2 separate regions of the Homo sapiens genome follow, and region 2 is linked to region 1. A link is a loop called in an ENCODE intact Hi-C map of the cell type or tissue named here. Cell type or tissue: ovary. All regions are shown on one strand. Links, peaks and the distances in the headings refer to the core of each region. The heading gives the core; the rest is flanking DNA. Region 1 holds the start of LINC03112 (long intergenic non-protein coding RNA 3112). Region 2 overlaps P2RY8 (P2Y receptor family member 8).

Region 1 (2,906 bases), core at 260-2,759:
AGAGAGGAGATAGATGAGAGAGGCGGGAGAGAGACAAGAGAGAGAGGAGAGAGAAGGAGAGAGTGAGGAGATAGAGAGAGGAGAAAGGCGAGAGACAAGAGAGAAGGAGACAGGAGAGAGAGAGATGGGAGAGAGAAAAGAGGAGAGAGAGGAGAGGAGAGAGAGAGGAGAGAGGAGAGGAGAGAGAGACGAGAGAGAAAAGGAGAGAAAGAAGAGGGGGAGAGAGAGAAGAGGGGGAGAGAGAGAAAAGGGGAGAGAGGAGAGAGGTGAGAGAGAGGCGAGAGAAAGAGGAAAGAGGGGAGAGAGAGGGAGAGAGGAGAGTGAGGAGAGAGAAAAGCGAGAGAAAGAAGAGAGAGAAGAGAGAGAGGGAACAGGAGAGAAGAGAGAGAGAGGAGAGGAGAGAGAGAGGAAGAGGGAGAGAAGAGGAGAGAGAGAAAGGAAAGAGAAGAGAGGAGAGACAGAAAGAGAAGAGAGACTGCAGTATCCATAAGATCCATAAGAACGTCACCAGGGTTGGGGGGGAATCGGATGCCACCTCTTCCCCAGGTTCCCCTAAATTTAAGAGTTTGCGATTCTGCAAACTGTAGAAGGAAAATTAAAACTTGGAACCCCAGTTCACTCTGCCAAAATAATTAATAATAATAATAATAAAGCTGGAAGCTGAGTCAGGCAGGAAGCTGTCTTTCCTTCTGTTCCCAAGCAGACAGTGCAATAACTCTCTGTTGACCTTATCTTAGTAAAGTGCCAATTTAGTGAGCGCAAGACAAATACATAATTGACTATTCTACCTGCTGCTTTTCTTTTGCAACAGGTGAATTCGGTAAAATGAGCCTTCCTCCTTCTTTCCCCTCCAGCGTGCTTTCCCCCTTTAAATACCGAAGCTCTCAATAGTATCTTTGGAGAAAGGCATAGACCCGTCTCCCGGGCTCCTTCCTGATCTTCGCCGAATCAACTCAAAAGGATTGGGACTTGTCCCAGATACTTTTTGGTTTACGAAAGAAACGCTGGCTTTTTCCTCTGAAACGGCTCCCACCTGGCCCCAGGAAGAGCGCTGGGGAGAAAGTGGGCGCCTCCTCCGGACCTGGGTCCCCGTGGGCACAGCGCGTCCCGCCGGGCACGGAAGAGGGGCCGGGTGTCCCCGCGGGGCGCCCCGCCCCTGCACCCCACATCCCCAGGCGGATCCCCAGGCCCAGCCCGCGCCACCCCCCGCGTCCTCCCACCCGGATCCCGCCGCTCGCTCACCGGGGCGGCCACCAGACGGCGGAGCAGGCCGAGGAGCCGCAGCGCCAGCACGGCCCCGCGCGCCACGGCGCGCCCAAGGCGAGCAGAGATCGTCCGCGAGTGCAGCGCGCGGGCGAAGGCGGCGGGACGGAACCTCCCCCACGGGCCGGGTGGGGCGGAGCCCGCGGAGGACTCGAAGGGGTTGGGTGAGGGGAGCAGCCCTGCAAACTCAGCCCAGGCTGCGCCTGCCCCGCCCCGCCCCACCCCGGCCTCCACTGGCGCACGGAAGGGGAGGGAACGCCGGGCCCGGGGAGGGGACAGAGGAGGGGGCGGGCGGAGGTGGCTCGGGCCGCGCCGAGGGGACCACGGGACGCCCTCCTTCCCTTCTCAGGAAACTGTGAGTGCCCCCCGCCCACAAGCCCGTCGCCAGGATGCCGCCAACTAGAGCAAAGTGAAACCCCCAACATTCTCGGGAAAGTGCGGGTCCCTCCCTCTCTACAGCCCCTTAAATGCACGCCCCAGGGCGGCCCCTACCTGGAGCCAAGAGAAACCGCTGCCCTTCTTGGAGAGGTGTGGGCCTCTCCGCGCCCGCCCTTGCTGTCCCCTCTCTGTTCCTAACAGGCACCCCCCCCAGGCAGCCCCAACGGGGAGGAAATGAAACTCTTCCTGCTCCTCTGCTCGGAAAACTATGGGGCCCCCTTCCAGCTGCTCACGGGGCGCTCAGGGCGATCCCCAAGGGGTGCAAAGTGCAATCCCCTCCCTGCTTAGAAAGGCGTAGGCCTTGACAGGCAGCCACGGCCCCTGGTCCTTTCTGGAGCGTCCGAGCTGGGGGCGCTCAGTGGTGAAAGATGGCGGGGGTGGGGGGCTTTGAGACACACTGCGGATACCCGCTCTGCGCGGGACCAAGGACGTTCTGCCGCAAGCTCAGAGACAGGGTTGGGAGTGAGGACTTGTGGTCGTGGTTTGGGGTTGGGGGTAAGACCCCTATCTGGGTCGCCTGGCTGAGTCCTGGTCCTTGGCGACTCACCCCAGCAGGCTGCGTCAGGGGCCCTTCGGTAACACTGGTCTTGTGCTGTCTCAGGCCTGCGGGTGACTCCGTCTCTCCCCAGGCCACCTGTGCCCCTGGATCAGACACAGGCAAGGCCAGAGGGGCTGGCCCCGCACCCTGGGGCCCACCTCAGGGGTTTGAGGAATGCAGCAGTCTAACTATGCACTCCACTCCTGGAGGCAGAATCATTTTTCTTTTTTCTTTCTTTTTTTTTTTTTTTTGGTCTTTGCTTCATCCTGAACCTGCCTGGGATAATGACGTGATGGCTGGAGTCCCAGCAGCCAGTTCGAAGCAGGAAGTCTCCTACAGGATAGAAGTTGTCTGTGTGTTGTTTGTTTGTTTATTTGTTTGTTTTGAGATGGAGTCTTGCTCTGTGGCCCAGGCTGGAGTGCAGTGGCACAATCTTGGCTCACTGCAACCTCCGCCTCCCGGGTTCAAGTGATTCTCCTGCCTCAGCCTCCCCAGTACCTGGGATTACAGGCATGCACCACCATGCCAGGCTACTTTTTGTATTTTTAGTAAAGACAGGGTTTCACCTTGTTGGCCAGGCTGGTCTCGAACTCCTGACCTCATGATCCGCCCACCTCGGCCTCCCAAAGTGCTGGGATTACAGGCATGAGCCACCGCACCCGGCCAG
Region 2 (2,906 bases), core at 133-2,632, 1.1 Mb after region 1:
TCTGGAGTCCAGGAAGCAGGCAACTGGCCTGACCCATGAGACCGTTTGGAGACCAAGCAGCAGATGCAGGTGTGGACCCCAGGAACCTACAGGGGTGTCAGCCGCTGAGCCCCCTCCCTGCTGTGTGGGTGGTGAGCAGGCTGGGTCTTTGTCTGTCTTCTTCTACACGGCATGTGCCTGCACCAGCCCCAACACCTGAGCTGGTTTAGCGCAAAGAAGAGCTCTGACTCTCCAGGGGTGCTGGGACATCACGTGGAATTGGATCCCAGGCTCTCTTGGGCGAGAAAGACCATTCTGGAGGTGGGAGTGGGAGAGCTGCCTGTCTGCCCACGGGCTCTGCGTCTCCGCAGTGGGTGGCCTTGGATGCCCGGCCCCTCCCTTTCTGTGCACTGGGGACGCTGATGGAGGCTGAAGCTGCTGTTCGGAGGCCCTCTATTGGTGCCTCTCTCCTGCCGTCATCACTATGGCAGGAAAACAGAGATGGTTTAGTAATGAATTATCATTCCCAAACCCGTGTCCACCTGGAACATCAGGATGGGACCATGTTTGAAAATCGGGTCTTTCCAAATGTAATTAAGTAAGGCGAGGCCATACTGCATTTACAATGGGCCCAATCCAGTGTCCCTATGAGAGACGGAAGAGGAGACACAGACACAAAGCAGGAGGCCACATAAAGACAGAGGCAGAGACTGAAGTGATGCTGCCCCAAGCCCAGGGATGCCTGGAGTCCCCAGGAGCTGGGAGAGGCAGGAAGGACCCTCCCCTAGAGTCTCTGGAGGGAACTGGATACAATTGCAGAGTGCACTAAACAGTTGCCCCAGAAAGACATGTCTTGTTTTAAAGCCCAGAACCTGAAATTATTATAGATTTTATTCGGTAATAAGGAACTTTGCATGTGTAATTACTTAAGGATATGAAGATGAGATTGTGCTGGATTATTAAGCACCCTAAATGCCATGACAGGTGTCCTTCCAAGAGACAGAAGAGGAGACACAGACACAGAGCAGGAGGACACGTGGAGACAGAGGCAGACTGGAGTGATGCGGCCACAAGCCCAGGGACACCTGGAGCCCCCAGGAGCTGGGAGAGGCAGGAAGGATCCTCCCCTAGAGCCTCCAGGGGGAACTGGAGGATGCGTAAGAGACCCAGAACTTCCACAGAAGGAGGAAAATTAACCTCCTGCTTCTCTAGACTGTTCCAAAGCTGAACCCTAGAAAGCAAAGCTGATACAGAAGCATCCAGGCTGCAGGAGTACAGGTCGCAAGTGCTGAGCGTGGGCCTTGGGTGTGTCTCATGGGGGAAAAAAAACTGTGAAAAACCTCAGAGTAGCATCTTCACAGTAACGCACGGACGATCCCTAAACTGCCTTGTAAACAAAAATGAGAGCTTGAGTCAGAGGAAGCCGAGACAATATCCTTCCTCGACAACGTGCGAGAACCCTGACGTCCCCCAGCAAAGGAAGACGTTGCAAGCAGGCAAAATGCGTCGATTTTTTTTTTTTGTCAGTATGATGATTTTTGCAGCCACTTGGCTATGGAGAGCAGCCGACACCCCCTCTTACAGCCGTGGATGTTTCCTGGAAGCTGACTCAGTCTGTTCACTGGTTGAGCTTTGAGTGAAAAGATAACACAGGTCTATTGACTCACACACATGTTTTAAGATGGAAAACTTTACTTCTGTTCTTGGCAGGACATGGAGAGAGGGAGGGATTCCAAAAAGTCTCAGCCTCCATCAAGGCGTGGCAGCTCATGCCGGTAATCTCAGCACTTTGGGAGGCTCAGGCGGGAGGACTGATTGAGTCCGGGTGTTCAAGGGCCAACCTAGGCAACACAGTGAGAACTCATCTCTGTAAAAAATAAAAATAAAACATTAAAAAAAAACATGAGCTTTGAAGTGCACAGGGCAAATGTGTTTCTGTCTCTGATTTCTGCAGGGCTTGCATTTTAAACACAGATCCCATTTTATGCTGGATCCAATGTCTTATCCTCTTCATAGGCTCCTTGTCTTGGTCCATTTATCCTGCTGGAAACAAACAAAAAACCAAACAAACAAAACACCATTGCATTACTCAGAGATCTCTAGAGGGACAGAACTAATAGGATAGATAGATAGATAGATAGACAGACAGATAGACAGACAGACAGACAGACAGATAGAAGATAGATTAGATAGATAGTAGATAGATTAGATAGATAGATAGATAGTAGATAGATTAGATAGTAGATAGATAGATGGATAGTAGATAGATTAGATAGATAGATAGTAGATAGATTAGATAGATAGTAGATAGATTAGATAGATAGGTAGATAGATAGTAGATAGATTAGATAGATAGATAGTAGATAGATTAGATAGGTAGATAGAGAGTGGATAGATTAGATAGTAGATAGATAGTAGATAGATTAGATAGATAGTAGATAGATTAGATAGATAGATAGTAGATAGATTAGATAGATAGGTAGATAGTAGATAGATTAGATAGATAGTAGATAGATTAGATAGATAGATTGACAGTAGATAGATTACATAGATAGATAGTAGATAGATCAGATAGATAGATCAGATAGATAGATTAGATAGATAGATAGATGATAGATCAGATAGTAGATATATTAGATAGATAGAGAGAGAGAGAGAGAGAGAGATTGAGAGAGAGAGAGAGGAGTTTCAGGCCAGGCACAGTGGCTCACACCTGTAATCCCAGCACTTTGGGAGGCCGAGGCAGGTGGATCACCTGAGGTCAGGAGTTCGAGACCAGCCTGACCAACATGGTGAAACCCCATCTCTACTGAAAATACAAAAATTAGCCGGGTGTGGTGGTGCATGCCTGTAATCCCAGCTACTCGGGAGGCTGAGGCAGGAGAATCGATTGAACCCGGGAGGTGGAGCTTGCAGTGAGCCGAGAT

The links. A loop is a pair of places that touch in the nucleus more often than their neighbours do. Peaks named below come from ENCODE experiments on the same cell type or tissue, not always from the same donor. Only the 100,000 strongest peaks of a DNase experiment are listed, where the experiment ranks them.
Region 2: a loop joins it to region 1, with 4 times the contacts of the local background. A loop is called at or near these places in 57 of 110 quality-filtered maps.

Annotation. Positions count from the first base shown.
Region 1 is chrX:2,607,818-2,610,723 of GRCh38, reverse strand. LINC03112 (long intergenic non-protein coding RNA 3112) reads left to right here and starts at 1,557. Exons shown (of 2, transcript XR_001755779.3): 1 at 1,557-1,618. It overlaps MIR6089 (microRNA 6089), which reads right to left and starts at 1,533; the gene lies at 1,470-1,533. It also overlaps the pseudogene CD99P1. RefSeq lists an enhancer at 1,662-2,186. In ovary, for the core only: no CTCF peak of the experiment used is centred there; DNase peaks (open chromatin) are centred at 1,423, 1,713 and 2,213; H3K4me3 peaks cover 2,077 bases; H3K27ac peaks cover 1,777 bases.
Region 2 is chrX:1,461,573-1,464,478 of GRCh38, reverse strand. It overlaps P2RY8 (P2Y receptor family member 8), which reads left to right. Exons shown (of 2, transcript NM_178129.5): 2 at 1-1,898. Among named protein-coding and RNA genes, the nearest start is that of ASMTL, 10 kb to the right of the region's middle. In ovary, for the core only: no CTCF peak of the experiment used is centred there; a DNase peak (open chromatin) is centred at 1,538.